3 separate regions of the Mus musculus genome follow, and regions 2 and 3 are each linked to region 1. A link is a loop called in an ENCODE intact Hi-C map of the cell type or tissue named here. Cell type or tissue: left cerebral cortex. All regions are shown on one strand. Links, peaks and the distances in the headings refer to the core of each region. The heading gives the core; the rest is flanking DNA.

Region 1 (10,278 bases), core at 1,578-9,577:
CTTGTGAGGCAAGCACTTTTCTCATTTAGCTATTTCTCTCTCCCCCGACAAGCCATTTGTAGTTCTACTGGTGTGTGTGTGTGTGTGTGTGTGTGTGTGTGTGTGTGTGTGTGTGTGTCTGTGTGTGTGTGTCTGTGTGTGTGTGTGTGTGTGTCTGTGTCTGTGTGTCTGTGTGTCTGTGTATCTGTGTGTGAAGATCTGCCACACTAGGCCTGCATTTCCATATGACGATAATGGGCCTTGGGTCCCTACAACCTCTTCCAGCAGGACTTGGTTGCTACCTCATGTTCTTCCCGGCTTCTTTCTTGTATTTTCCTATGTGGCTCAAGAAGGCAACTGGACTTGAGTTCTCTCCCCAACACCATTTCTTTGTTTTGCAATGAAAAACCAAAGCCAAATAAAGGAATTCTAAAGTTACTTTGGCTGCAGAGTGACAGAAGTTAAGGCTTGCCAAAGATGCCACAGGATAGGTTATAATCCAGTAGAAGAGTAGGTGCCACACTGTCCCTGGGACACACTGTGTGTGGACTACATTTGCACTGGCTGATCAGCATCCTGGAGCTCTTACATCTGGACTTCAAAGAGCACCCATTCCCAAACACTCTAGAAGGTGAAAACTCTTACCTAGCCTTCTTTTTCGGTAATGTAGAGGACTAGGAAGCTGCAACAGGGACCCTGATAGCCAGATGCCCTGGCCCTTTAAACAAGATCCTTGGGCCCTTGAGGACTCTTGGTTATGTAGCCAGTCCCAGTCTTGATTGGCAGTCCATCCCTCTATAATCTATGCTATCATTTTACACTGAATAGAGTTATCTTGCTTTTAAAAGAAAAGTCTTTAGAGCCTTTGAGATGACTCAGCAGGTTAAGGTACTCCCCGTCCAGCTGGAAGCATGAGACCTACATGGTGGAAGGAGAAAATCAGTACCCAGGTGTTCTCTGACCTCATCTCCACATACATGCACATACACAATGAATAAATAAATGCAGTAATAGAAAATGATTTGAAGAGCTGGAAAGATCACTCAGAGGCTTAGAGTATATGCTGTTCTTGCAGACAATCTGAGTTTAGTTCCCAGCACTCATGTGGTGCCCCCACTCCCTGTGACTCCAGGTCTGAGTTATCTGATGCCCTCTCCTATATTCCTTTGGCACCAGGCATACACATGGAATACATATACACATATAATTACCACAGGCATAAACATGGCACCCACATATACCCATAAAATTGTATACATACACACACACATATATATGTGTGTATGCATGTACACAAATGTGTGTGTGTGTGTAATTTTTAAGAAAGCTCTTTGGCCTTGGTTCTGTGTTGCCGTAAGCCAGGTCACATCACTGTTGTTGCAGAGGCTGCCTTACGTATTATACAAAGTTTGGCAGGATCCCTGGCTTCTATCAGTCCATGACAAATAACACTTCCCCAGTTATGAGGCCCAAAAATATCTCCAGATACTGCCAAATACCACTCAGGAGAACGCTGCTTCCAGTTGGGGCCCACAATCTAAAGCTGGCTATCTAACCACCCTGAGTCCTACCAGCTGGGGCATAGTATCTTGTACTATGTCTTGTATCTGTAGGGCTCGGCCACCATTAATTGCAGATGTTTGTGAAGCCATCTTTCAAGACTCATGTTGGCACTGTAAATAGGAGTAGGGAGTGAGACTGTGGACAGAGAATGGCACAGGAGAGATTGCTTTAGGGGAATGAATTCATGGGATAGGACATACTATTTTTGAGGCTAAAAATATAGAGAAAAGACCTCCTGCGCGAGATCAGTCTCTTCCTATACCTACACATGTGCGCACATACACATTCACATACACAGACACACAGACATATATACACACATGCACACACACACACACACACACACGCACACACCTGACACTACCATTAGCATCCCGAAATGCCCCCGATAACCCTGATACAGGGATATTGGGATGTCGCTAAGAACTCTGAAGCTATTCTCTGGGAGCCAGAGTTCTGCAAACTTGACAGCCCCCAAAGTTGACCCATCCAGTGAGGACTTCCGAAAGTTCTTGCCTCATGAATTTGAAGAACGAAATTCATGGACCAAGTAAATCTTAGGGTTTAAAAATAGATTCTTAGGTGGGAACTTAAGAGGGAGGGAGGGAGGGAGGAGCGAGCAAGAGAGAGGCAGTGCGGAGAAGCTCCTCTAAAGGGGTCCAGGGAAACAGGGCACCACAGACCTGCTGTCTGGGTCTTTTTAAAGGACTTACCACAGAGAATTTGTGTGAAGAATGGGGAGGGCAGTGAGCCCAGTCGACCTGAGCGGGTGTCCAGGTGCCCCTTCCAGTGTCAGCTCTGGAGCCCCTTTAAACAGAAGTGGTCCTTTGGGACATAAGAAAGACATAGAAACCGGGATGCTTCTCTGGCATTCCTGGCTTCCAGCAAGGACATTCTTTAAGCCGCTGGTTTGGGGACCTACCCTGCCTGACCAGTTTCTGTCTCCTTTTCTCATCCTCTCTGTGCTATTCCCATAGCCTAGGGAGAAGGCTCGCTGCCCTCTCTCTCTTCTTTAGCATGCTTTGTCTCCTCTCTGGACCACAACTTTCCTTCCCTAAGTCTTTGAACTAAGTCATGCTGGGGCCCAGCAGACACACAGTGGCTGCTTCCTTGTCCCCTCCCCGCTGTGGTATTTGCATCAGAGCCCTTGTCCTAGCCTGTGTTGGATGGCAGTTAGATTTTTATCTGCCATCCACCACATTCGCCTACATTGAGGCAGAGGTCCTGCCTAGGACCTTTCTGTGGTCCCCAGCACCAAGCCCTGTGTGGATACAGAGGATTCCTCTATCATTTAATTTGAAGAGAAATGTGATGATCAATTGAAACGCTATGTAATGTGGCCTCTATGTCTGAGCTTCCTGTGTCTCTAACCATTGAACGACATGTATTTAGTAATCAATGGGCTGAGGGCAGACCATAGAGCGTGTGTCCTGGAAGCTGTGTCTTATTACATGATTTATGAAGATCATAGAAAATGCATCTTTTGGACTCCTTTAATCACACCCCCAAGCCAAACAATTATTTCTAGCTCCAAGCTGGTGATGTGATTTTACTAATTAATCCTTGTAAGGGCTTTGAGATCTTCTGAAAGGTGACAATGTATGAAGCCTTTAGTGACAGCCTAATTATTATTATTACAAGGCACAAAGCTCAGAGAGCTTGAAAGATCCCCAGGTACCATTCAAAATAGTAAGAGACAAAAAAAAAAATTAAAAAGTCCATGGAAGAATTTTAACATGGAATCATTCAATCACGGGCTCTCAATTTTGGCCAGGACTTCAGAAGTGATCTTTCTGGAGCCTGGCCTCACAAGTTTCGCTCCCTGATGCTCACACAGGATGGCCCTGCCTGGTGCTCACTGCCCCAGGGCCAAAGAGTGATGACCTTTAAGCCAGATAACTGTTCCTTCTGTTCACAGCAAGATAAATGGTGGATAACCACTGGTGTTCGGGACACTTGAATTACCCAGTGAGTCTATCAAAAGACACAGGAAAGCACAAGGCACCTGGCCACCACATTGCTCCTGCTTCACGGCTGGTGTGGAGCATGTTGCAAGTCCCACGTGTGATGGTGCCGTGCTGGTGAAGGAGTGGGGAGTCTCTTGATGAAATGTTTTGTTCCAGTAGCAAAGAAACACTCAGTCCAAAGTCGTTTTGGTTCTTCCAACTGGGGAACAAGTGAAGCTTGCTTTCCCTGCAAGTCTCTGGGCTAGGTAAGCATCTTATCCAGGTCAGAGGGTCTACCCACGACAACTAAAGCCTTTAAGTCCACAAGGCCAGGGCCAGTGAGATGGCTGAGCCCAGTAAAGACACCTGCTGCTAAGCCTGATGGCCGGGGTTCAATCCCTGGTCCCACATGGTAGGAGAAGCAAATCCCACAAGTTGTCCTCTCACCTCCACTCAAACGTCATGGCATTCACACACACACACACACACACACACACACACACACACACACTTAAAAATATAGCAACAATATTTAAAAGTTCAAGGCCTCACTGGGTGTCTTCATGAGTGAATCCCAGGAGCCATGGTCATTTCTGAGTGGGAGGACAGACGGATGACTCCAGGAAGATAGCCCTAGCTGTTATCAATGGCTGCCCCACAGCCCATGCCATCATTCTGTGCACACATCTCTCTTGGGTATCTCCGAGCCAGCTGCAGTCCAGCAGGGTCCACAGAGGCCCAGCTTCTCCTGGACACAAACAATCTGAGTTATAAGTGAAGGCAGCCTGCATCCTCCGACTGGAATCAGCGCAAAATGACTCATGTAATTGCCCTGTGTGCGTACCCTGAATCTTCTTGTTCACCCACCCACACAACTCTGCTGTTATAGATTCCTGCACCCTGCAAGAAAAAAAAAGGGGAGGGGGGAGGACAAGTTCAAATACCTATGGTTGCAAAAAGGCCACCGTGCCTCTCCTAAAGATGGAAGGGGCTGCTAGCATCCAGGTCCAAGCACAGGCCAGTCACACCGAAGCTACTGTTGTATGCCTTTCTCACAGTCTTTCCTTTAAATTTCTGGAGAGGGATTTCTAGGGTCTCCCCCTTGGGAATTAGTTGTAGGAATAATTGGGCCAGTGGAGTGTAGAAGATATATCCAGCGCAACCCGTGCGTGCACTACTAGAGAAAGTGACCTAGATCAAGCAGCTGGTGAATCCAGGGCTATTGTGGGGACCCCCTGCCACCTACTGACTTGCAATTGAACCCGCATTCCCAAAAGCATCTTATCCCCTGGCAGGGGGAGGGAGAGAGAGAGAGAGAGAGAGAGAGAGAGAGAGAGAGAGAGAGAGAGAGAGGCAGAGGAAGGTGGGGGAGGTGAAGGGGACAGTGGGTTGCCCCCTTTGGAGAAAGCACCCTCCACCCTCCCTCCTTCTTCCCCTCCATCCTCTGCACCCACAGGGGGAAAAGTGAGGTGAGGATGGAGAGGCAGGGGTGATGGGTTGGGGAGACCAATGCAGGAACTCCGAGCTGGCTCCTGGGTATCAGCATAGTGAGCTGGCAGTCTGTGAGAGTGTGAGGGGGAGAGGAGAGGAGAGGAGGAGAGAGAGAGAGAGAGAGAGAGAGAGAGAGAGAGAGAGAGAGAGAGAGAGAGAGAGAGAGAGAGAGAGAGAGAGAGAGAGAACGGGAGGGTGAGAGAGGCTGGCTGCTAGAGAAGAGGAGGAGAGCAGAGGGAGAGGGGGAGCGAGCTAGCGCTCCAAGCATGAGGACGGGCTGCTCCCGGCTCAGTTAATCTGGCTGTCAGTCGGTGTTAACGCTGCAGTTTAACTGCTCGGCTCCCCTTCCAAGAGAAACAAGAGAAACCTCACAGAAGGAAGGGAGGAAGGAAAGAAGCAAGCAAGGAATTGCAGGAAGAAAAGAGCCGGCAGAGCATCCAGAAGAATCAAAGGGAGGGGAGGGAAGACCAAATCTATGGTTGGACCAGGGCTTCTTTTTCGCCAATGTAAAAAGGAATATGCCGTACATCTTTGCCTTTTTCTGCACCGGTTTTCTAGGTGCGGTTGTGGGTGCCAATTTCCCCAACAATATCCAGATAGGTGAGTGAGAGGGGCAGCTGGGGAGGGACTTTGGGGATCTGGCCAGGATTTTCTTTTTCGTTTTTTTCTTTTTCTTTTTTCTTTTTTTTTATTTGGAGGGGAGATTTCTCAACCCATTCTCAGTCGGAGCTGTTGTGCTTAGCAATGGAACACCAGGAAGGGAGGAAGACTTGGGTCGCCAGTCTGGGAAAGGGGGTTTCATCCTCATCTGATGCTGCGAGGGGCACCGTGGAAGTGTGTTCTCTCTCTCTCTCTCTCTCTCTCTCTCTCTCTCTCTCTCTCTCTCTCTCTCTCTCTCTCTCGTGTGTGTGCGCGCACACACACAGGTGCACACACACCGCGCACTCCAAGCAGCAGGCATGAGTGCCTGAAATGGAGGAGCATTTCTCTGTTCCAGAGAGGGAAAAATATAAGCAGACTGCGCTTGAAACAGGGTTCAGAGTGCTTAAGGAGTTAACTCTGACTAGGGGGGTGTTCTGGTTGATTTATATAAATATGTAAGGTGGGCGTATGTGTGTTGTGATTATATATTAAATGTGCACATGTAGCCGGAGTGATGGGGATGACAGTGATGTCTGGCTGGGGGAGGGGTAAGAGACCCCTCTTCAGGAAGCAGTGGTGGATGCTAGGTTGATTGCATTTGCTGAGAAGTCCCAGGCCTTACTTAGTAGCCAGAGCTCTACGGACCCCCTCGCTATCTTCCTTTTCCCTTCTGCCATGCTGGGCTGTGCCCCTCATTCCCTGATCCTGGAACTTCCTAGCCTGCCTTTTCTCTCACCTTTTCCCCATCCTCTTGAGTGCTCTGTCCACAGACACTGACAGTAGTGCTCCAGCAAGACACACACACACACACACACACACACACACACACACACACACACACACACACACACACAGAGGCTACTTCCTCACCCCCAACCCCTCAGCAGCAGTCCTCATTCCTGGCTTCCATCCTCTCAACCTGCAGGTGGGTTTCAACACGCTGCATGCCTCTCTGCCCCTCATTTCCCTTCATTCGGTGCTGGCTGTACTTGTATTTACGAAGGAACTGACAGGTAACGCTGTTCCTGTAACCATAGGGAAAAGCCAGACAAATGAAGCAACATCAGCATGGGAACAGGGCTTGGGGTCAGGGTGACCAGCAGCTCAGCACTGTTTGTGCCCCAGCATCAACCAGGCTGTTGTGTTTGGAGGCATCTTGGCAGGTTGGCTTTCTGTGCCCTCCCCACATCAGGGGTTGGCTTAGGAGGGAGAGTTCCATCTCTACTATGGTGGTTTGTTTGTGAGAGTGTTTGTGTTTCCAGGGGCGAGGGAGAACTGGGGGGGTGGGATATACAACACACACATGTGCTTCTAATAGCCTCTTGGGGTCTCTCCAGCTTCCTGGCTCCTGGTGCTGTTGGGGTTGCTGTGGAGAAACTTGCTTTGTTTCCTGACACCTGTTAAGCTGTATTCTGAAGTGTGTACATGTGCGTGAGCTCCTGCCTTACAGGCAAACTTCCTGCCTCCCTCCGGGAGGTGCTTCCCTTGTGGCCCAGCCTGTAGCTGCTCCCTCCCACCTTCCACCTGCTCACTTCCATTCATTCCTGAGAAAACCAGGACCAGAGGAGTGTGGGGTGTGGTCACCTGGGAGGAGAGAGTGGAGCATCCCAAGCAAGAGTGATTGTTTTAGCTTTTTGTTTGCTTGTTTGTTTTTGCTTTTTAAAATGGGGTTGTTTTTAGTGTGTCTGTAAGTCACGTGTGCTGGCCTACGGCACTGTTCCTCTCTCTTCTTGCTTATTCTGTATATTTTTCCGCTGGTTGTGATCTTTCATCAAGGAAACTAGGTTTCTGCAGGTATGTGTGTACATCATCACTGTGGTGTTTCTGTGGGCACACCCACATTAGCCCACGCATCCCTGCAGGAATTTCATGTTCAGTCTTTGTCACTGTTGCTCTTTTTAAACACAAGGGAGACACGTCAGACAAATGCTGAAATTATCACCTCCACGAGGTTGTTGTCAATTCTACTCACATGATCTCTAACACCAAACATGTATCTACTGCACAGGAAGTTACCGGGACATTACTGGAACTGTAATGATTACTGGCCAATCAGAGATAAACTTCTGTGCACACATGTGCTATAGTCTGAACCCTAGAAACAGCTGCTTTCAATTTATAGGCATGCATTTCAATTCATTTGCACATCCATGCTATTGCAAATAAAAGCCTTGTGTCCTTGTGTTTCGGAACAAAAGCCCCCCCAACAGGTACCATCCCTGCACTCTTCACTGGAAGATGTTGGCACATCCTGGCACTCTTAAGACCCCCCACATCTGCAAAGCACAACGACAACCCCTTATGTAATCAGACTGTCCTAGGTATCTAGAAACATGAGCAATGAAAGGCAAAAACTAGAATGCTCAAAGAAAAATAAACAATAAGCATGGATGGCAATGGGCAAGTTACATAGCATCCTAGCACGCAGACCTGGCCGAGTCTCAAAGCAAACAAACAGTTACGGTTGAAAAGCCTGAAGGGTCCCAGGCCTCCATTTCTAACACTCTGCAACACTTGTTTATAACTAGAGGCTCTATGAATAAGAAATGGGATCTGGATAAGAAAAGATAAATGCAGGGAGAATCTGAAAGAGAGAGAGGGGGGGAGAGGGAGGGACGGAGGGACGGAGGGAGGGAGGGAGGGAGGGAGGGAGGGAGGGGGAGAGAGAGAACAGAGACTCATGGACATCTTGTAGAAAAATTAAGGAAGAGTAAAACTCTAGTCTCCTATGTTCTTTGCTCGTTGATGAGCCAGTGGGCACACAATCAAATGTTGGGGGCAAAGTGATGGGTGCTAAGGGTCCTGGAATAAAAGCTTAGCCATGGAGTGGAAGCCTTGGCATCCAGTTGAGTCTGGTTGGATTCCTTACCAGTGAGAGCAAGGACTATAGGCCTGGATTTGCATGGGAAAAGACTGGACTCTCTGGGATGGACTGCTGAGCCACTGAGATCTGTCCCTACCCCAGACTTACTACACTGCCTCTTCTTTCCTCACAGGGGGATTATTTCCAAACCAACAATCACAGGAACATGCGGCTTTTAGGTTTGCTTTGTCACAACTCACGGAGCCCCCCAAGCTGCTTCCCCAGATCGATATTGTGAACATCAGCGACAGCTTTGAGATGACTTACCGATGTAAGTAACGGCTGCTATTTCTGACATGTCTTCCTGGCTAGACCCTCCCATGATGGGAGGGCTCGTGGGTAGGTGTTGTTGTTGCAAAAGTGACTCCAGTCGTCATTTATCATCATGAGAGAAAGCCCTTCGAGGGACATTTCCAGAGCCTTTTAAGTGATTCCTACCACCTATATCTTAGATCATGCTGTGCTTTGTAGAATGGGTGTATTTCTTCACCATCAGGGAGTTTTAGATACCAGCCTGGTGGGGTCTTGGGTTGATTGCATCTGGCCTAACTCACGGGGGCCTCTAGATTGAGAAAGTTTATAGACAACTGCTGAGAGGGAAAAGGACTGGTCCTGAGTTGAGGACAATGTAGCTAACATGCCCCAGCCATTTTCTGCCCACCAGTAGGAGAATGAAAGTGTACCTGCATCTCCATAAGCACAGGTAGATGTGAAGTGTGACCTATATCGGCAAAGTAAATAATAATTATTGAAATGTGGTGGCTAGGTGGTTTCCAAAGAGGTGCGAAGTGACTATCTGCTTAAGACAAGCTATGGGTTAAAAAGAGAAGGATCTGAGAAGGCTACACAGTTTTAGTGATGCCCTTGGAGCTTAAAACAGACTGCCAAGGGGGAACTCCAGCAGGGACATCTAGAGCAGCAGTGTTATAAATGTGGTGGGCTAATTCCCTTAATAATAGAAACTAAACATGTAAATCTGGATGGCGGGTTGTATAGTTGTCTCTCTGTGTCAGAAGACAGGCTAAAAATTAATCAGTAGAGACATTGTCCCTCTGGGGATTAAGCTCTGGTGGAATTGCACTACAAGAAAGTATAAAAGTCCAGAATGAGGGAGAGCTGCTACAGACCCCAAGCCGGACGGAGTCAGCACTGTAGACTTCGTGAACCACCATTGGCTCCATGACCGCCACCGAGCTACGAATGGTTTAAGGCACGGTTGTATCTTTCATCTCTCTTCCATATACCCTTTTGAGAGCCTCTCAGCGATTGCCACTGCTGAGACTTTGAAGTGTCCAAATATGAATTCAGAATTTTCTCTGCCTCTGAGATCATACACAGGATAATGCTGATATGAGTTTCAGGAATTACAGTTTACCAGAAGGCTTTGGTTAAATGCATCATGGCCATGGGTGGTGGTGTTTGCTGTCATTCATTAATCTGTGGCTACAGACTATGTGGAACTAGATGCTTTGGGGGGATTATCTATTTTAGTCCTTTACAGAGCTTTGTAGAAAGCTGCTGTCATCCTCTTTGAGACAAGAGCATGAGGTGGGGCAGCTATGTAACCTTCACAAGGTCAGTAGAGGAGTTGAGAGTGGTCTTGTAAATACCTTCAGCCCTCAAATCTACATTTCTGTTGGCTATGATAAACAGATAGAGCCACCTATCCTTAGGACACCTTGACTACTGTGCCTGAAGTAATAGAGGGTGTTCTGATGAGGCAGTGACCTGATACAGCATTGAAAGTGACAAACGCAAATATCATGCTGCAGATGTGGCCTTGCATGAGAGTGG
Region 2 (10,278 bases), core at 820-8,819, 850 kb before region 1:
GGAAGATGGCCTTTGAGTTTTTCAAAGGGTATCAAAGTGCTGTATGTTTTCCCCCCGAATTGGATTGTCAACTAGTGTTGCCATTGTAAAGGTCTTGTTGAGATTTTATGGATGTAGCTTCCCTGTACTATGTAAAAGATACTCCCTAGTGACCACTCTTCTGATCCCCCAGATCTCATAGTCTTTCTTTGCTCTCAGAGGCAATGTTCCCTGTACTTTAGTTATAGGAGTTGTGTTATAGATGCATCAGCTGGGACTGGCCACCTTCAGTCACTATTCTTTGCATTCTGACCAGTTGTGGACTTTTGTGATGGTCAAACTTAATCCACTAACAGGGATGGGAAATTTACCAAGGCCCCATCCTTAGATAAAAAGCTACAGGCAATTAATTAATGGCTGCCGAGAGAGAGGGAGAACAAGTTTTCTTTAGGGACAAGTCCCCTGATTGCTTATCCAATATCAGTCGTCAGCACTAATCATATACACATGAGCAACGGGAAAGGGGTCCAGCAGGTTGTACTTATCTAAATATGCGTTGTATGTAGCAATTGAAGAAGGGAAGGTACTGAATTTGAGAGGGAAGAGAGGGACCTGGGAGGAGTTGAGGGTGGTGAGGTCTATGACTGACGTCTTATCTCAGCCGCTTTGTTTAGCACACATGGAAACAGTGTGCTTTGAAAGGTAAGAAGTTGTCAGAAAACCAGAGTGCGAACCATGGTGCATAAAAACACCTGCCATTCTAACCCAAGGCAGCTGTCTGTCCACAGTGTTGCTGGGCTCTCTGCTGCCTGTGGTCTTCACGGTCACGGTCATACCGAATCATCACAGTCTGTTTGTCCTCACAAGCAAATGGCCCAGGAACCGAGAGATGGCCGTATCCCCTGTTAGATGTTTCTATGTCTCTGATCTGTTCATATTCATAAAGTCTCCCACCTGGGAGAAAAGTGGAGGTGGGAGACTTACTGGGAGTCAGTGATGGTCACTCTTGTTAACCTGGCATTTTCTTCTGTTCTGTGTTCTGTCTCCAGTGGATAGGTTTCTCAGAACTGGTACCCAACATGACCCAGGCAGAAAACACTTTATATTTCAGGGGATTTGAGGTTACCACAGGCTTCTTGAAAGCCATGGAGGCAAAAGTACTAGCACAGTCATAGGACAAATACTTCTAGGTAATTAACAGGTATAGCAATGCTTGCCTATGATATTGTTAAAAGACTAGGATTCTCCCAGGATTCACTTCGTATTAATATTTCCTAGACCTAACCCTGAGTCAGTTACCCCAGCCATTAATGCTGGTTCGATGGGGTAGATGTATCCTCAAAGCTTGCTCCCAGGTTGCGCTAAAGAATGCTGTCTTAGCCATTGCATACACTAGCAAGATTTTGCTGAAAGGACCCAGATAGAGCTGTCTCTTGTGAGACTATGCCAGGGCCTAGCAAACACAGAAGTGGATGCTCACAGTCAGCTATTGAATGGATCACAGGGCCCCCAATGGAGGAGCTAGAGAAAGCACCCAAGGAACTAAAGGGAACTGCAACCCTATAGGTGGAACAACAATATGAACTAACCAGTACCCCGGAGCTCTTGTCTCTAGCTGCATATGTAACAAAAGATGGCCTATTCGGCCATCACTGGAAAGAGAGGCCCATTGGACTTGCAAACTTTATATGCCCCAGTACAGGGGAATGCCAGGGCCAAAAAGGGGGAGTGGGTGGGTAGGGGAGTGGGGGGGTTGGTATGGGGGACTTTTGGGATAGCATTGGAAATGTAAATGAGGAAAATACCTAATTAAAAAAAAGAAGTGAACAAAAAGAATGCTGTCTTAGAGTTTTATTGCTGTGAAGAGATACTGTGAGCATGGCAACACTTATGAAGGGAAGCATTTAATTGGAGCTGGCTTACAGTTTCCGAGGTTTAGTACGTTATTGCCATGTTGGGAGACATAGAGGTGTGCAGGCACACATGGAGCTGGAGAGGGAGCTGAGAGTTCTACACCTTGATCCTCAGGCAGCAGGAAAGAGACTGATCTACTAGGCCTAGTTTGAGCTTCTGTGACCTCAAAGCCTGCCTCCTTCCCCCAACATCTCCTCAAACAGGACCACACCTACTCCAACAAGGCCACACCTCCTATAATGCCACTTCCTATGAGCCTATGGGGCTATTTTCATTCACACTTCCACAGAGGGGAAAGGAAATGTGCTGTTTTAGAAAGTACCAACTCTTCCAGAAGAACCTGGAAATGCACAGTGAAATAAATGGAGCCCCTGCTGCTCTCTTTGCTCCACACAGCATGAAAGCTCACTGTGAGAATAACAGTGAGAAGCAGAGGGGAGGGGAGGAGACCAAAGGAGAGACTCCTCAGCTCTGGATGCTAGTAGCCCTCTGGCCAACAGGAGGCCTGGAGGACACTTTGCTTAGAGCATTGGAGTGGAGCTCATATTGATGCTGAAGCCCTATGTCTGTGCTCTGGGACACGGGCCCATTCTGCCATCATTATAAAAGAAGGGCTTGAGAAGGACCTCACAGAGACCCCTGCACACCCGTGCTTAACACAGTGCTGCTGCAGTGATTAGACCCAGCCCAGGTGTCCAGCAATAGAGGATGGAGAAGGAAAGTGGGGTGTGCGTGCGTGCGTACACAGTGGGGTGTTACTAGACACAGAGAGTGAACAGATGCCAATTGTGGAAAATGGGTGGCACTTCTGGAGGTTACCGTTTTCTGTCTCATAAATACAACCATCACATGCTTCTCCCCTTTGTGGATCCCAGAATTTTATATACATACACAAGATCATGCATGCATATGTAACACAAAAGTAGAAATGAACTGTCTATAGGGAAAGGGGGAGTAGCAGGAGAAGGAGAAAGAGGAGAGGGGGGGGTTGCACACTCAAAGTATATTATATGTATGTATATACTGTGCAACCCAGAACCACGCATAGTGAATGTATATTCACAAAAATAAAGGGACAGAGCTGGAGAAACGGCTCAGCAGTCAGGAGTGCTTGCTCTGCTCTTGCAGAGGTCCTGCACTCTGTCCTCACACTGGGTAATTAAGTGCCTTCTCCTGACTTCCAAGGGCATGGCAATCGTGTGCACATATAGATAGACACACATGTAGACATACATAAAAATAAGTCTTCTCTTTTTTTTTTTCAAGAAAAGAAAGGGGGTGAGTATGATCTTTGAAACACAGCTTAAAATGTGTTACATTCTCAAATAATAAATTAAAATGTGTATTTAAAATATTCCACCGCAAGGTTTGACTTCATGGCCTTCGGGGCCCTTTCAACATAGATAGTATATAATTGTGGCTAGGCAGCCCAGTGATATTGGAGTAATGCTTTTCTTCCTTATTTTTAGAACTTATAGGGGAGATTAAATATGACACTCCCTATAGTTGGTGAGCATAGGCTATAAGTACCACCAACGTTAATGTGCTCAGTACGTATGACATAACAAACCAACATGAGAGCAATGACTATGAATGACTTTCCCATAGACATCTCCTATGCTTAGCAAATTATTCACACTTGGTAGGCAAGCAGTAAGTATTTATTAAATTTTGGATATGCTCCCAGGATAATAAAATATTTGGGAGCATGTTGAGATTGTGTCTACAAGGAGTGTGTGTTCTGGAAGTATCCTTTCTTCAAACAAGCCTACTGTTGAAAGTCACTGCAGTTGCCAGATAAGCAGGCTCGTGGGGGTGGGGGGGTGGGGGTGGGGGGGATGGGCAGCTTCATAAGTCAACACCATCAATCATGCCAATTGTCCCAAGTGGAACCCTGTCTCAAGGCTCCTAGAGAGCTGCTCCTACTTTGGACAGGCTACCTTGGCCTTTTATGAACACAAGAGGGCGGTGTGTGCTTTTTTCAAGGCCGCAGCTGTTGTGAGGTCTTTCTTATTCCTTGGAGATGTCTTCATGGTGTTTACCAGTGTGGAACGAGATTGCTCTGTAACTCCTGCATGGCAAACAAATTGTTCTCTTGTTCTTGCTGAATATTTAAGCAGCGATGGTAAGAATCGGGCTCCCCACTTTTAGTAGGGCTGACACCGACATAACACCGTGAAGTAGGTTGGGGTAATGGCATGCTTATCAATTTAATTTTTCTTTTCTTGAACTCTCCATGTAGGAGACCAGTCTATGTTTGATAGCTAGCTCACTCGGTATGTCATGGTAGGCACAGAAGCAGCACCTGTCCTGATGAGCTGCAATTAGCAAGCAGAAAGCTCATGTTCTGGGTATGAAAGGACCAGGATGGAGACCCTCCTCTCTGATCTTTTGACAGCTCATCAAACACGAGGTGTCAAAATGCTTAGCTATGGTTCCCACAATCCTTCATGGTCCATTTCACCGCCTATGGAGGCTTCCCTACCCCCCATGGTAAGGGGTTGCTTGTCTGCTTTGGAATAGAAACTTAGTGACTTTGAAATGATTTCCAGCCCTCACCAAACAAAGAAAGCACATTTTCACCTTCATGCCCGAAGGTGTTTGGGGGATTTACTTCCATGTCCAGTATTTTGAAATGTGGCTAAATAGTAAGTTTAGAACAAAATTACGGGACCCAGTGGATTAAAACCTCTGTGAATGCTGATGCATATTGTCTCAGACACCAGCTGACTTTTTCATTGTCTCTCCCTTGAGGTTTCTGTGTGAGCTGAGTTTTCCTGAAAAGTGTGTGTGTGTGTGTGTGTATCAGGGTTGTGTCTCTAAGGAATGTGTGTTCTGGAAATCCCCTTTAGTTAAATAAAGCCACAGCTGAAAGAGACTCCAGTTGCCAAATGACTTTCTTTGTATGACCCCTCTCCCTCCCCCCCACACCTCAGCTATTGGCTAGACTTTTTTTTTTTTTTTTCCTAGAGACAGGATTTCTCAATATAGCCAAATTCACCCGGTAGACCAAGCTGTCCTTGAACTCAGAGATCCCCCAACCTCTGCCTCCCAAGTGTTGGGATTAAATACATGTGCCACCGCTACCTGACTTCTCTAGACTTACTAAAACTTGGCTATACAAGAATCTATCTGTACTGGTTTGTTTTATGTGTCAACTTGACACAAACTGGAGTCATCACAGAGAAAGGAGCTTCCCTTGAGGGAATGCCTCCAAGATCCAGCTGTAAGGCATTTTCTCAATTAGTGATCAAGGGGGTGGGGAAGGGTTCAGTCCATTGTAGGTGGTGCCATCCCTGGGCTGGTAATCCTGGGTTTTATAAGAAAGCAAGCTGAGCAAGCCAGGAGAAGCAAGCCAGTAACATCCTTCCATGGCCTCTGCCTTAGCTCCCGCTTCCTGACTTGCTTGAGTTCCAGTCCTGACTTCCTTTGGTGCTGATCAGCAATGTGGAAGTATAAGCCCTTTCCTCTCTAACTTGCTGTTTGGTTGTGGGGCCGTGAAAGGCAGCCTATTTTGGTTTAATGAGGCTGACTCCAGCAACTCAGTAGAAAACTCTACAAGGGACAGAACAGTGAGCCATGTTCCCAGAGACAGGTGCCTGACACCACAGAGCCCCCAACTCTATAATTCTGTGACTATAAGTCACGAAGACAATGTCCCAAGCTTCTGGCATTGGGCCATCTTGCGGTTGTCAGGTAAATATGGGGAGGAGAATACCTGACTATAGTCAGGTAACTGTGGGGTTGGGTTCTAGCCAGAATGCTAGAAGGGGTCATGCAAAGGAATTGAGGCTTGGCATCATGAAGAGAGCCAACGAAAGGCTATTGGTGAAGACTAGTTTCAGCAGAAGACAACAGGGTTTTGGAGATGCCAGTACTACGAGATGACCACCACCAGTAGCAGAAGCAGTGGAGTACAGGCAGCCGAAGCCTAGAAGACAAAGTGTGTGCTACAAATGGCAGAGCTGGAGAAGTGACCCAAGCCCTTGGAGGAGCCCAGAAGAACATTGGACAGTTGGAGTCTGATTTTGCTTTTGATTGTGACTGTGCCCTGATATTTTTCCCTCTTGAAGTAAGAAAGTATTTTAGTGGGGGCCACAGTTAAGAGACTATGAATTGTAAAAAGACTTTGAAATTTAAAAGAGATTGGATATTTTAAAGGGATTGAAATGTTAATGTGTAAAGACTGTGGGACTTTTAAAGTTATTTAGATCTTGGGGATGAATAAGAAAGTAAGCATTAAGGCTTAATATTGATGTGTTTTTGTGTCAAATTGACAAAAGCTGGAGTTATCACAGAGAAAGGAGCCTCCCTTGAGGAAGTACCTCCATGAGATCTAGCTGTAAGGAATTTTCTCAATTAGTGTTCAAGGGGATGGGGAAGGGTCCAGCTCATTGTAGGTGGTGCCATCCTTGGGCTTGTAGTCCTGGGTTCTATAAGAAAGCAAGCTAAGAAAGCCAGGGGGAAGCAAGCCAGTAATTAACATCCCTCCATGGCCTCTGCCTCAGCTCCTGCTTCCTGACCTGCTTGAGTTCCAGTCCTGACTTCCTTAGGTGCTGAACAGCAATGTGGAAGTGTAAGCTGAATAAACCCTTCCTCCCCAACTTGCTTCTTGGTCTTGATGTTTTGTGCAAGAATAGAAATCCTGACTAAGATACTATTCAAGTAGCCATCCGGTGTGATTCTAAGACATTTTTCCTTGTTTTCTATAAAAATGCAATCTAAACTGTCTAGTTTAAAGTAACTAGACTCAGAAGTGATCCAAGAATGTGACTATAGGTAACAGGTTACAGCCAAATGTGTCTTTAACTGGGGCTAAATAATGGTCACTTAATGGCTGATTCCAGGGTAAGAGGTCCGCTCTCCACTTTTGTTGGTCTTCCAAGGATATTTCTTACATCATGACAAGGAAATGTAGGCATTGGACCAAGCTGATGTACCCTAAAACTTCTTCAGTCCTAACTCTGTCTCAGACACTGAGTTAGGTACAGGTAGTTGGTTTATTTATTTATTTTTTTATTTAACCAAAGTTTTGTTAGAGAGGGTCTCATGTATTTCAAGATGATTGGAACCTTTGACGTAGCAAGAAAGACCTTCAACTTCAGATCCCACTACCTTTACCACCTGAACTCTGAGATTTTCGACATGTACTATGATGCCTGGTTTTATGCTGTAATGTGGATAAACTCAGATCTTCATGCATACTAAGCAAGCATTCTAAGCTATAAGCCCAGCCTAGCCTTGTTATCTTAACTCCATCAGGTTTCACCCAGTGTTTTGAAGGTCCAGAATAACACTGAATATGAACCAACTCTTCTATAACCCAATGGTCTCCAAGTTTGAGTGGTTGTGAAAACTGCTAATCAGTACCAGTGTGTAGTAAACTAGCCAGGGTTGTTTACAATCTGGGGAATGCAACCACCCCACCTGGCCTATGTGTCTGTATTTTCTATATTTCAGCAACACACATGCTTCCTAACTCTTGTTATGGCCAGGCAACACCTTAACTATTGTTTATTCTTCCTTTGCTATTTACTTTTTAAAACATCTGAAATATGTTCATTCTCATGGAAGCACTATCTGTAGAAACGTGATTCCAAGCTAGCTATGTGTTCTTCCTCATCATCTTATGATAAATATAAAATAATTTCACAATAGTTTGCCTTGGGCTGGTGAGATGGCTCAGCAGGTAAAAGCTCCTACTGCCTGCCCTGATATCTTGAGTTTGATCACTAGGATTGACAGGGCAGGAGAGACCTCACTCCTGGAAATGGTTCTATGTCCATGGCACGCGCGTGCGTGCACACACACACACACACACACACACACACACACACACAATTGTAACAGTAAAATAAAAGCTCATCTATTTTGGGGCTAAGGAGATAGATCAGCAGTTATGAGCTCTGGCTGCTCTTGCAGAGGACCTGAGTTATGTTTCCAGCATCCACATGAAACGCTGCCATCTCTAACTCCATTTCCAGGACATCTGATGCTCTCTTTTGGCTTCCTCGGATATCTGTGCTCATCTTCATATGCCCATGCACAGGCATGAACATAATTAAAAATAAAGGAAATATTTAACAAGTTTGGCTATATATCATTTAAATTTCTAAAATAGTAGCTGATTTCACAAAATTAGTATACTTTTAAGGTAAGCCAGGTGGCCGATGAGTGCATCTAACAGCTTCAGCTGCAGCTTTGCAGGAAAATGTTGATCATGGCTTCCAGCAAGGTAAACAGATTTTATATTTATGAAGTGGTTATTTAAGTTAGGAATTCTTGGTTTCATCTAAAAAAATATCTTTAACTTGAGGCTTGAAATTTTCTCTCCTATCTTTAATAAAAGACAGCACAAGGGCCGACAAACTCAATAACCTATGATGTGCTTAACACCATGGCTTTCATTCAATATTGATTTGTGCATTAATAAACATTTCAGTTCCTTTGCATCCATTTCAGTCTAAAGTCCATGGATAGCCATATCTTAGAATAGATTTCTGTATTACATGGTTGGTGGCTCTGTAATAACCAGAGGCTGGAGTTAGATGTTTAGTGAGATAGACAACCACACTGGATTCCTAAAGATGACTATGCTTATTAACTCCACCAGCACACACACAGCATATGGGCTGAGTGTTGGAAAAGCTTCAGAGAACAAATCAAAGTCTCCAGGAGGCTACAATCTTGTGGGAGGAAACCGGTCACTGAAAATGATGCATTTACTGTATTGGGAATTAAGGACTGTAATAGGAAGGGACAGGTGGGTGACAGACAGAACCACAGCTCAGTGGTTATGAGCACATAGCATGCTGCTCTTGCACAGGACCTCAGGTCAGTTCCAAGCACTCATACCCAGCAGCTCACAACTGCCTGAAACCCCAGCTCTTGGGGATCTGACATTCTCTTCTGATCTCCACAGGCTCATACGCATATGCTCACATATGGGTGTGCATACACATGTATATGGACACCCACGCTCACACACTCACATAAATTAAAAAATATACACCGTAAAAATAAGAGAAGGCGAGAGGTGACAAGCGAGGATGAGGCTTTATGTACCCAGAGTGGGTAACTTTTCCCAAGTAACTGTTAGAACTGGAGCAAAGTAAGGTAAGAAGCAGAAAGGTGCCCGAGAAAAGAGTGCCATGGTAGAAGAAAGATAAGATGTAGTGGCCCTGAGAAGATGGTTGGGTGTGCCTATGAGCAATCAAAGATGCCAGCATAGCCAGGGAAGTCCGAGCAAGGAGGAGGCTAGGCAAGAATGCTATGCCATAGAGGCTTACTATATTTCCCCCCTTGTGTGAGCAGGGAGAAGTCTCTGTGGGACCAGAGGCAAGGAGGGACACATTCAGATATAGTTTCAACTGGCTGGTTGGCTATTGTGTGGAAGACAAGACAACATATACAGGAGATGTGACTGGAAAGGGGTACCATCCAGAGTTGTCATAAGCTGCAGGACAAATAATGGTGTAGACCCAAGTGGTACTGTTAGGGATGACAGATGCCATCAGGGGCTGGACACATTCTAAAAGAAAGAAGACAGCATTTTCTGGTGAAATGATGTGTCACGGGAGAAATAAAGGGTCCAGCATAGCTCAAAGGTTTAGGGCGGTGAGGTGAGCTCTGTGAAGCATGAAGTTCTGACTGGCTGACAGCCTTATCTTCTTTCAGTCTTTCATGTTTTCTATATATATAGGCCTGCTCCCACGGAACACATTAACTGACATCCCTGGATGGCAAAGGCCACTTAAGATTTCTGCCTCCCATGTAGGAGCAGATGCTTTTAGCTGGTGATCCCTGCCCACTTGGGTGGGCAATGGTATTAGAAAGCTCAACACAACCAGAGCTAATGCTTGCTTTCTGACGTGTTCTTTCTCTTCTACTTGGTCCCTGGCTGTAGCAATATACAACTGTGCACTTGCAAAAGAAACAGTTCCCCCAAATGGTCAATATCAAGTAAAACAATTCAACTTAAATTGAGTTATTTCTCTATTTCTTGTCTCCTTTTTATTCCCATAGCTGCAATCCGTCAGTTCTCAACTGTCTCCCTTATGTTGACTTTCTTTGAACACCGGGGACCTTTGCAGTCTGAAGAACATGAAGATGCTTGCTGATGCATTTGCCTCAAACACAGGCTTATTGTGCCACTTTCTTCTAGAGCTGAGCCAACTGTGGTTCGAAAGCCTGTAGAGGTGATGTTGCTGGGACACAAGGCTGGCACAAGCTGACTCCCTACAGTGCACGTTCTACTGTGCTGTGTTCTTCTGACTCTATGCTACATTGGCAACCACCGGTTTCCTCCTATTCTGCCAACCCTCTGGCTTGCTAGGAGTTTCCATGGAGAAGAGGGTGGTGTCTTTTGGAGCTCCTCCATGGAAC
Region 3 (10,278 bases), core at 777-8,776, 860 kb before region 1:
TTGGCATTCTAGCTAGACTCCACCCTCACAGTTACCTGACAATGGCCAGGTATGTTCTTCCCACAGCTACCCTGCAACTACAAGATAGCTCAGCCCACTATAAAAGGGGCTGCTTGTCCCCTCCTCTCTCTCTTAAGTTCTCACCTTTCTTACTCTTATCTCTAGCTCTCCTTTCCCCCCTCCATTCCCCTCTCCATTCCCCTTTCCATTCCCCCCATTCTCTCCATGTGACTATGGCTGACCCCTCTCTTTCTTTTACCTTCTCTCTTTCTCTCTGTCTTTCTACAATAAAGCTCTAAAACTGTCTCTGTTCATCAAGGTCTGCTGTGCTTGAATGATGGAATAGGTTTTCCCCTAAAGAGCTGTGTCTAACCTCCCACCGGAAGACCTCTCTGTTCTCCAGCCACAGACTGGACAAAGGACACTCGCCCACGTGGGACCCACCTAGTGTCCCCTCTCTCCTTTCCCTCTCTTCTCTTCAGCCCTAGAGATGACTGAATCACCACCCCCAGGGCCTCCACGTTGTTCTCAGCTCTTCCTTGGTTGCCAGTGGCATCTGGGATGCTCGAGACTGAGAACCTATTATATCTGGCCTCCATGAGGCCCTAAGACCTCCAACTGCCCCTTGTCCACCCCTCTGTGGGCTGGGGTCTGTGGCTTCCCACAGCCAGAAACTCACCTTGGGACGTGTGGAGAGCGTGTGGCAGTCCTCAGAGTATGCCTGCCCAGAGCACTGGAACTCTGACGGGACACAGGTTTTCTCCCACTGCCTTTATTTCCCTACACCCACTGCCCGACATATTAAGTAATATACAGTAGCAGAAAGGCACAGGACTGAGTGTCAGGACACTTCAATCCTGTTCTGTGTAAGTTTTGTCTTAGTGGTGTCAGCAGTGAGGTACCTTGTAATTGAATTCTGGAATGTGGAGATGGACAAGAACTTGAACCCCCAGATTGTTTTATTTAAAATTGTTAAGTGATGGAAGGAGTTACAGAGACAAAGTTTGGAGCTGAGACAAAAGGATGGACCATCTAGAGACTGCCATATCCAGAGATCCATCCTATAATTAGCCTCCAAACGATGACATCATTGCATACACTAGCAAGATTTTGCTGAAAGGACCCTGATATAGCTGTCTCTTGTGAGACTATGCTGGGGCCTAGCAAACACATAAGTAGATGCTCACAGTCAGCTATTGGATGGATCACAGAGCCCCCAATGGAGGATCTAGAGAAAGTATCCAAGGAGCTAAAGAGATCTGCAACCCTGTAGGTGCAACATTATGAACTAACCAGTACCCCGGAGCTCTTGACTCTAGCTGCATATGTATCAAAAGATGGCCTAGTCGGCCATCACTGGAAAGAGAGGCCCATTGGACACACAAACTTTATATGCCCCAGTACAGGGGAATGCCAGGGCCAAAATATAGGAATGGGTGGGTAGGGAAGTGGGGGGGTGTATGGGGGACTTTTGGGATAGCATTCTAAATGTAATTGAGGAAAATACGTAATAATAAAAAAATTTTTTTAAAAAAGAGTATAATCAAATATGAATGCATAAGGTATCACATTTTTAAATGTTATATTATTTTTATAGACTACAGAAGTTGAGAACTAAAAAATAAAATAAAATAAAATAAAATTGTTAAGTGTATGTGTATCTGCACACACAAGTACACTTGCTCACACAGGTCAGAATGAGGCACTGAGCCCCTGAAGCTGGAGTTACAGGTTGTGAATCACTTGACAGGGATGTTGGGAACTGAACTCCAGTCTTTTATGAGAAGAGCAAGTGTTTGCAACTGCTTATTCATTCCCCTGACCCCTAGACCTCAGAACTGTACAGAAAAATGCTCTGTGTTTGGACTCACGTGTTTTATATGCCCACTCAAAAACTGCTTATGGATTTGAGCACTGGAGTCCAATCTGGGGTTCTGAACAAGCCGATCTTTGGGCCAAGGGAAGATGATAATTGGCATTGGGATGATTTACTGATAGAGACAGAGTAGAGTTTAGGAGGTCCCCCTTCCAACAAAGATTCAGCAGACAGCATTCCATCTGCTAATCGAAATCAGACCGCTGATCTCAACCTGCTCAGTGGCATTAGCTCATTCCCATAGCTCCCTGCTCACAGGGATAGAATACATCTTTCTTCTGTCCTCTCCTAAGGACTCCCCAGCTGCATGCGGCCCAAAGGGGAAGCAGGCTGTTCCAGATGGCTTTGCTCTGCACCAGTACATTTCATTATGTAAACCCTCCTTCCGACAGCTCACGTGGAACATGCCATGTCCTGAGAGAGGAGCTTTCATTAACCATATTGCTTCTGACACATGGAATCAGTGCATTACATGGCCCTATACCATGCTGTCAGAGGGGTGATGTGACAGTCAGCAGCACCAGCCTCAATTCTGTATCCACAAAGATGTTCACCTCTTTTACTAACAACAGAATTTGTAACTCTTGAAGAAGAAGGGCAGGGGGACTTGAAAACTGGGGAATTGCAAAGTCCCAGTAGTAGAACTGAGAACAATATCCAAGTTTTTGGTCACCCAGAGTGTACTCTTTATATTGTAGACTACTTAATTCTTAAACATGCCTAGTGTCTTTTTAAAATACAGACTGCAGGAGGCTTGATGAAAGGCATACATTTTATTTTGTTATGCCAAGAAACTTAACTACCACCTACTATCTGGCCTCAAAACAACATATTCTTAAAGGATTTTAATCACTGTACAACTCTCTCTCTCTCTCTCTCTCTCTGTGTGTGTGTGTGTGTGTGTGTGTGTGCTACACAAGTGTAGTGCCTATGGAGGCCAGAAGAGAGGCACCAGAACCCTTGTAGACTGGAGTTACAGGTGGTGGCAATCAGCCAACTCAGGGTTTGTGAACTGAACTTGGATCCTCTGGAAGAACAAAAACTTCTGATCCATCTCTTCAGCATCAATTAATTCATTCTGTCTATGTTAATCCTTAAGTGCTCATAGATATCTTTTCAAAAGTCTACACTATTCTTGGCTGCTGTGTAAAGTCAGAAACAGATACTCGGATCACAGCAGGCAGAGGGAGCTGTGTGATCCTAGATGGGAATGAGATTGTCAAAAGGGTTGTATTAGAAGCTACAGATATAAGGAGGGAGGATGAATTGGAGATCCTAGATGTCAAGTAACGAGGTATCTTAGAATGACGTACTAAGAGCTTTATGAGGCAGGGTTTTAAAACAAGAGAATGTCAAGTGTTGACATGAATTGGATAACACACAAATTCTTGTTAAGTTTCTTCTTCTACCATGTGATTCTTGGAGATGGAAGTCAGGATCTCAGCAAACACTTTTCCCACTGAGCCATCTCACTATTTCCAATAGGCAGTGTTTAATCCATTTGTTCAATATTTATGGAGACTTCTGTTCTGGATGGTAGATAGTCTCTGAAAGTCATAACCAACCCTGTTTTCATAAAGGGCACACTCTGCTGGGAGAGGTAGATGTTAAAACTAATGTGAACGTAGTTTTGAAATAAAGAGTGGCATTAGAAGATTAAAGATCACGGAGGGGCGTTATTCTTTTAAATAATGAGGGAGAAACAGAATTAATAGCTGTCCATTCCCTACAACCTGGATGCCTCAGAACAATGAGTGCAGTGACTCAGCCTTAGTCCAGGTACAAAGCCTAGAAACTTCCTCAAGAGTTCCTGGTGAGAGTGTGTGCTCAAAGGCTGAAGGAGTCTGTCTGAAGACTAAACATGGCAGCAGTAAGCATGGCGCAGGGACAGAGTGCAGCCAGCACTTGCGGTGGCTCTCAGTATCTCTGTGTCAGTCTTTGTCCATCTCCTTGGTCTCTGTCTCTATATCCCCCTTCCAATCCCCTCCTTTCCTCTTCTTCTCCCTCTCTCCCTCCCTCCATCTCCCCCTACCCATGTTTATTCTGTATATTCAACAGCCTGTTGAATAGGTGCTGCCCACAGTCATGGTGGGCCTTTCCCCATCAGTTTCTCTCCCATCTGTGGGAAAGCACTCACAGACACTCCCCAGGGTGGGTATTTGGAGTCTCCTCTTCATCTGTCAATTGAGTGAGTTGAAGTCAAGATCAGTCATCACAGATGGAATGGTTCCAGGGGGACCTTACTGAGAAAGAAACATTTTGAGCAGAGTCTTGAAGGGGTAGGGTGTGAGTCACATGGGAATTGGGTGGGGATAGAATGTGCCAGGCTGAGATCACAATTGAAAAGCCATGGGTGGGGAGTGGAGAGAAAGTGAGAGAGGTGGGGGATAGATCAGAACAGTAATGGGTGAGGCCCGTGGAACAGCCTGTGGATTCTGTTCATAATGAAATAAGAACTGCTAAGACTTGTGCAGAGGAAAGGCATGGACAGTCAAAGGCATCCTTGCTGCTGTGTGCTGCAGACAGTGGAGGAGTGAGCTCCTTAACATATTGTTTTCTTCAGTGGTGTGGTCCCTGGTAGGTGGTAAATGCTCCAGTAGATGGCTCCACATCCATGTGCATATGAATGGTACCAAATGAACTTGGGGAATTGTTTTAGAAAGGAGAGAAACAAGGGGAAGTTTGCTGGAATATGAAGCCTCAGAACTGATGGGAAGGAAGAGTTGACATCACAAGTGGGAGTGGCTTCCTAAGCCTAAGTAGACAGCAGAGTCCACATCAGGACATCTGTGTGTGGGGAGGTGTGGGGCTGAGACAAGGGAGAAGATTTGGCTTTTCCAGGACTAATAGAAGCTCCCACTATATGCTGAAGATGTAGCTAGTCTGTGATCAAGAAATCACAACATAGTCCTAATCATGAGAACGAGAAAGATAGTATTTGAACCATTATAAATACATGTCAGCGTCAAGGATTAAATCTGTGGTACCAATTCATGGAGTGACATTTCCCTGTATGAATAAAGCATGCTCAGAGTTCCTTTATATAAACCCCTATTACTTATGACAGTGCCTCAAGGATCCCAGGCTGGCCTCAAACTCAATATATACAGCCAGGGTTAACCTTGAACTTCTGATCCTCCTGCCTCCACCTCTTAAGTACAGGGATTACAAGTGTGTTCCATCACACCTCATTTATGTGATGCTGAGGATGGAATGTAGGGATTCTTTCATGAAAGCACTCTAAGCACTGTCTACATGCTCAGCCCTGAAAACTCTGTGGCTGGACTCAACCATTGTTTTTCCTGAGTCTGGAGGCCGGTGGGTTCAGCCAGCTCTGTGTCCTGTGTTGTAGCCTGAGTTAATCCAGTGGCATTTTTCAAGGATCCAGCTGGGACTTGTTGTCCAAGACAGCCTGTTTCTTTCATAGCTTCTTTGTGGTATGGAGGAAACCTGTCAGACTCATGACAAGTGAAGCCAGAGTGGATATAGCACCTCCCTGGAGCTTGCTGTAGTCAAAGCTAATCCCAGGGAATGGATGCAACCTGTTGTTGGGATGAATTATTGGCAACTATGTTGATGAAATACCCTGACATTTCCCGCAGAACTTAGTGGCTGGGGGGCTATCCACAGGAGCTCAAACACTTTTGGTGGCTTTGATTGATTCCTGTGTCACAGAGACTCTACATGGGGTTGAGGGTGAAGTAACACATGCAGACATGTAGAAAACTTGAGATTTCTAAAAAGCGTTAGTGTCTGGAGAGAAACTTAACACAAAGAAAAGAAGCCCAGGAGAACTCTCCAAGAAAATTATAAAGTGTCAAGATAGAGCACCTCGATTGTGTGTGAATCAAGGATGTTCTAAAGAGAACATGGCAGCAGCTGTCAGAATCCCAGCTATTGGGGAAGAAGGTTTTGTCCAGGGATGGTGCAGCCCCTGAGAGGATGCCTATGCTCCAGAGGATGGCCATCTACCCATAAACATCCAGGCAGCACTAAGAAGATACAGGACTTTTTAATAAAAGAGCATGTAAGGTTGCTAAAGAGAAACTGTGGGGTGAGAGATGAGGAATTTAAAGATAGGCAATATATAGTGGATTTGATCAAAACACATTATGTGCATGTAATAGGTGCCCAAAGAACAAAATACTAATAAAAAGATAACTTTAAATTATTCTGGAGAGTTACCTCATTCAATGTGTTCTGTGATTAAACAGATGACAAATTGTTTAGTGCATCCTAGAAGTATTACAGAAATTAGAGCTACTTAAAGCTGTGGAGGTAAAAAAAAAATATCTGTTGTGTACATGTGTGTGTGTGTATAAGTGTGTCTTTGTGAATGTATGCATGCACACTCGCGTAAGTTCATGCTGATTAAAGCCAGGCTGTGGGTGAAAAGCAGGATGGGCAGGGCTTATTTCTTTACCCCAAGGCCAATTTCCTTTCCATAAAGGTTAGTTTAACAGCTTCTAAAAATAATGAACAATAGGCTTCCCTTTTCATAGTAGTAATGGCACCCAGTGGATTAATTGCCTTTTTGTTCCTAGGAACCGGGGCAGGTACGCAGGCCCTCCCCACAGAGCCCGGGCAGTGAAATTAGTCATGGTTTTGTTGCAGATCAGAGGGAAGAAAATTGGGTTAATGAGAGGGCGCAGGGACCACGCACCGCGGCCCATAGCCGGTGCAGTGAATAAAACACCTAGACAATGAGCAGTCGGGCGGGGAGGGAGAAAGCATACTTTGGGGGGGAAATTGAGAGGTTACTGAGTAATTCTTTCAAAGAAATTCGTGCAAGGTACAATTTCAAAAGCCCTGTGAAAGAAAACAACCAAGAAAATGGAAGAGAACACCCAAGGGTGGAGAGAACTGTGAGGGATACATATGTGGATATCCAAGAAAAGGTTAATATCCAAAACAGGAAAGATTCCGGGTCGGGGGCAAAACAAAACAAGCACAGACAACTCAAACTTAAATCGGGTCACAGGATAAGATGCAGGTTTCTGCCAAGATATAAAAATGGCAGATGGGTATCTGCAAAGAGTCTTATATCACCAATCTTAACAGAACAAACAGACGAAGAGGTGAACCCCTTACACCTGCTCGGAGGGCTATTTTCAGAAACAACCACAAAGTGGAGATGAGGATGTGGGGGATGGAGAATCTTGTAGATTGCTTTCTTAAAAGATTATTATTTATTTTTGTTTATATTTTTATGTGGGTGCTCTCTAGTGCAGTACCCGCAGAGGCCAGAAGAAGAGATCAGATATCCTAACCTGGAGTCACAGGTGATTGTGTGTTCTCTGACTTGGGTGCCAGGAACTGAACCCTGGCTGCTGGTCCTCAGGAGCAGCAGGTGCTCACTGTCCCTGGGTCCTGCCTGCTGCTGCCTCTTTAGATCTTTAGGGATTGAACATTGATGTGTTCACTTTAGGAGACATTAGAAATGCACCAGAGAGTGAGAACAGAGCCTCCTGCTGTGTGTGACCTGCCATCTCCCTTCTGTGTGCATTCCTGGAAGCTCAAACAGGACCCTGGACAGGTATTTGTGGCTGGTATGGAGCAACCTAGAATCCTAGAGAGGGCAAATGGATAAGAAAAACCAGCTTCACGTGTCAGAATTTGTTCAGTCTTTGAATGGAAGGAAATCCTGCTGCTTATAATACTGTTCCTGATATCAAGCAACAACAGCCAAATACCTACAAACACTACAGGGCATTACTCAGATGAGAGATCTAAATTGATTTTAGAAAGCACAGTGGCAGTTCTCCAGTACTGGGTGTAGTAGGGCAAATAAGGAGATATGGCTCAAGGACATAAAGCTCGATGTATATAAAAACCTACAAGTTTAGAATTAGACCATATATCACAGTGCTTACAGCGAGTAATTTAAAATCTCGTCAGTCAGTAAATCTTAGGTTATGTCCTTAACACACACACACACACACACACACACACACACACACACACACACCCATGCACACACTCATACATACATTTATACACACTCACACACATGCACACATGTTAGGAGCCATTTTGTCTGCTTCTGTGAGAGCCTGCCTGTTAGGTAGAGTCAAGTCAGGCCAGGGTCTGTTGGCAGATGTTACTCTTGGAAGAAGAAACAAGGAGGAATAGGAAGACCTCCAGATGAGTACAGATAGTGAGTATACATCAACCATTGTCTCTGCTGGCTTTGTGACTTTGTTTCCCATAATGCTGTAAAGTATCTAAAGCCTAAGAGAATTCAACTCCTGGCTGCCACAGTACTGCCTGGACAGACCTTCAATTTCTTTTTCTTTTAAAAAAATTGGATATTTTATTTATTTACATTTCAAATGTTATCCCCCTTCCTGTTTTCCCCTCTGTAAACCCCCTATGCCATCCCCTCTTACCCTGCTTCTACAAGGGTGCCTCCCCTCCACAACTATTCACTCTCACCTCACTGCCCTAGCATATCTCTACACTGGGGCATCAAGCCTTCATAGGAGCAAGGGCCTCCCCTTCCATTGATGCCAGATAAGGCCCCTTCAGCTCCTTCAGTCCTTCCCCTAACTCTTCCACTGGGGTCCCTGTGCTCAGTCCTGTGGTTGGCTGTGAGCCTCTGCATCTGTGTTGGTCAGGATCTAGCAGAGCCTTTCAGGAGACAGCTGTATCAGGCTCCTGTCAGCAAGCACTTCTTGGCATCCACAATAGTGTCTGGGTTTGGTGTCTGCATGTGGGATGGAGCCCCAGGTGGGACAGTCTCTGGATGGCCTTTCCTTCTGTCTCCGCTTCTCTCAATTTCTAACCTTTGTCTGTGAGTCTTCTTTTTCCATCTTTCCTATAATCCTCACTCACCCCTCAGAGTAGGCTTTGTACTGGTCGGACCAGCGCACATGCTCACATCCATGCACACACATGTAGATGCACACATGCATACATGAATGTCCAGCCTGGTTCCATTTGTTTCTGGCTGTTAGGAATAGAGCAGCAGTGAACCTGGACTTGCAGGTGTGTCTGCAGCAGGGTTCAGAGTATCCCAGCTGAGGCAAAGGGTGGGTCTACTTTTAGCCCTTTGAGAAGCCTCAGCCCTAATTTCCATAGTGGTAACACCAGTCTGCACTCTTGCAGCCAGCTAATAAGGGCTGCTCTTTCCTTCCTCTCCAGCATTCCTTGTCCTTACACTTTCTTAGTGGTAGCCATTCTGGCTGGGGTGAGAGGGAATCTGAACACTGCCTTATTTTGCAATTCCCTGAAGGCTAGAGATCCTGAACACTTTAAGAACTATTTATTGACCACTATTTCTCTCCCTTTGACACCCATCTCTTTAGTTCATTGGGTCATTTGTTGACTGGTATTTTTAATTTTTATGGTATTTAATTTCTTTCATTTTATATGTAGTTTAGTTGTTTGTTATTAATCCTCTGTAGTGGGTATAGGTACAAAAGATTAGAAAACAAAAGGTGAAAAATCTCATAGAAAGGTCATCTTTATGTTGGAGGGAGCAACACAGTCCCCAGCTGCTCTGTTCAGCCATTAAGAAACCAGAAACTCAGCTGGTTTAAACATCTGGCCTGCCTGTAGAAGGAACATGCATTAATAAGTCTCCATAGTGAGACCTCCACATCAGGGAAAACTCCCACTTACCCTCCATGATGGCTTTCTCGGCCCTCTGATTGGATGCAGCTCATAGTGGCTAGCTGGATGTGCATTAAGTGTCCTGTTCAGTTAAGAAAGATGCAGGTGGGGCTGCAGAGTTTGTAAGTTGGGTAAGGAGAATTTGTTCCTACAATGGACCTAGAGTCTATTCCCAGCACCCACATGACAGCTTGCAACTATCTGTAACTCTGGTTCCCGGATGTCTAACACCCTCCTCAGACCTCTACAGTCACTAGGCATGCACATAGTTCCCATCCATACATGCAGGTAAAATAAAATAGAAATAAAGAAATCCTTTTGTAGAGAGAATCTCTTGTGTACTGTGCGGAAGTATCACCTGTCAATAAAAGGCTGATGGCCTATTAGCTGAGGAAGGAAATAGGGATTGGGAGTTCCCGTAGGGAGAGAGGAACTCTAGGAAATAGTGAGCCATGGGAAGAAATTCTCCCAGAACTCTGAGGAGACAGACACATGAAACTGAGGAGAGGTAACCAGCCATGTGGCACTCATAGAATAGAATACACAGGTTAATTAAGTTATAAGCTAGTCAGAGAACAAGCCAAAGTTTATGGCCTATGCATTTATTCATAAAATAGTAAACCTCTGAGTCATTATTTCAGGAACTTGGGCATGGGTGTAAAAGCCCACATTTACATCTTTTATATATTAAAAAATTCATTTTTTATGTAGGATGTGTTGTCACATGGCTATAGTTTCAGCATTTGGGAGGTTAAGGAGGTGTCATCTCATCTCCATAGTTGTCTTGA

What was found. Hi-C counts contacts between places; a loop is a spot of excess contacts. Peaks named below come from ENCODE experiments on the same cell type or tissue, not always from the same donor. Only the 100,000 strongest peaks of a DNase experiment are listed, where the experiment ranks them.
Region 2: a loop joins it to region 1, with 4 times the contacts of the local background. A loop is called at or near these places in 6 of 42 quality-filtered maps.
Region 3: a loop joins it to region 1, with 5 times the contacts of the local background. A loop is called at or near these places in 4 of 42 quality-filtered maps.

Annotation. Positions count from the first base shown.
Region 1 is chr11:57,006,537-57,016,814 of GRCm38, forward strand. Gria1 (glutamate receptor, ionotropic, AMPA1 (alpha 1)) reads left to right here and starts at 5,082. Exons shown (of 16, transcript NM_001113325.2): 1 at 5,082-5,579; 2 at 8,618-8,755. The coding sequence starts at 5,498. In left cerebral cortex, for the core only: a CTCF peak has its summit at 4,726 (motif pointing left); DNase peaks (open chromatin) are centred at 4,315, 4,736, 5,197, 6,130 and 2 more places; H3K4me3 peaks cover 4,132 bases; H3K27ac peaks cover 2,112 bases.
Region 2 is chr11:56,155,743-56,166,020 of GRCm38, forward strand. No RefSeq gene overlaps it. Among named protein-coding and RNA genes, the nearest start is that of Gm46260, 41 kb to the left of the region's middle. In left cerebral cortex, for the core only: a CTCF peak has its summit at 3,847 (motif pointing right); a DNase peak (open chromatin) is centred at 3,873.
Region 3 is chr11:56,144,680-56,154,957 of GRCm38, forward strand. No RefSeq gene overlaps it. Among named protein-coding and RNA genes, the nearest start is that of Gm46260, 30 kb to the left of the region's middle. In left cerebral cortex, for the core only: CTCF peaks have their summits at 3,057 and 4,475 (motif pointing right); DNase peaks (open chromatin) are centred at 2,278 and 4,479.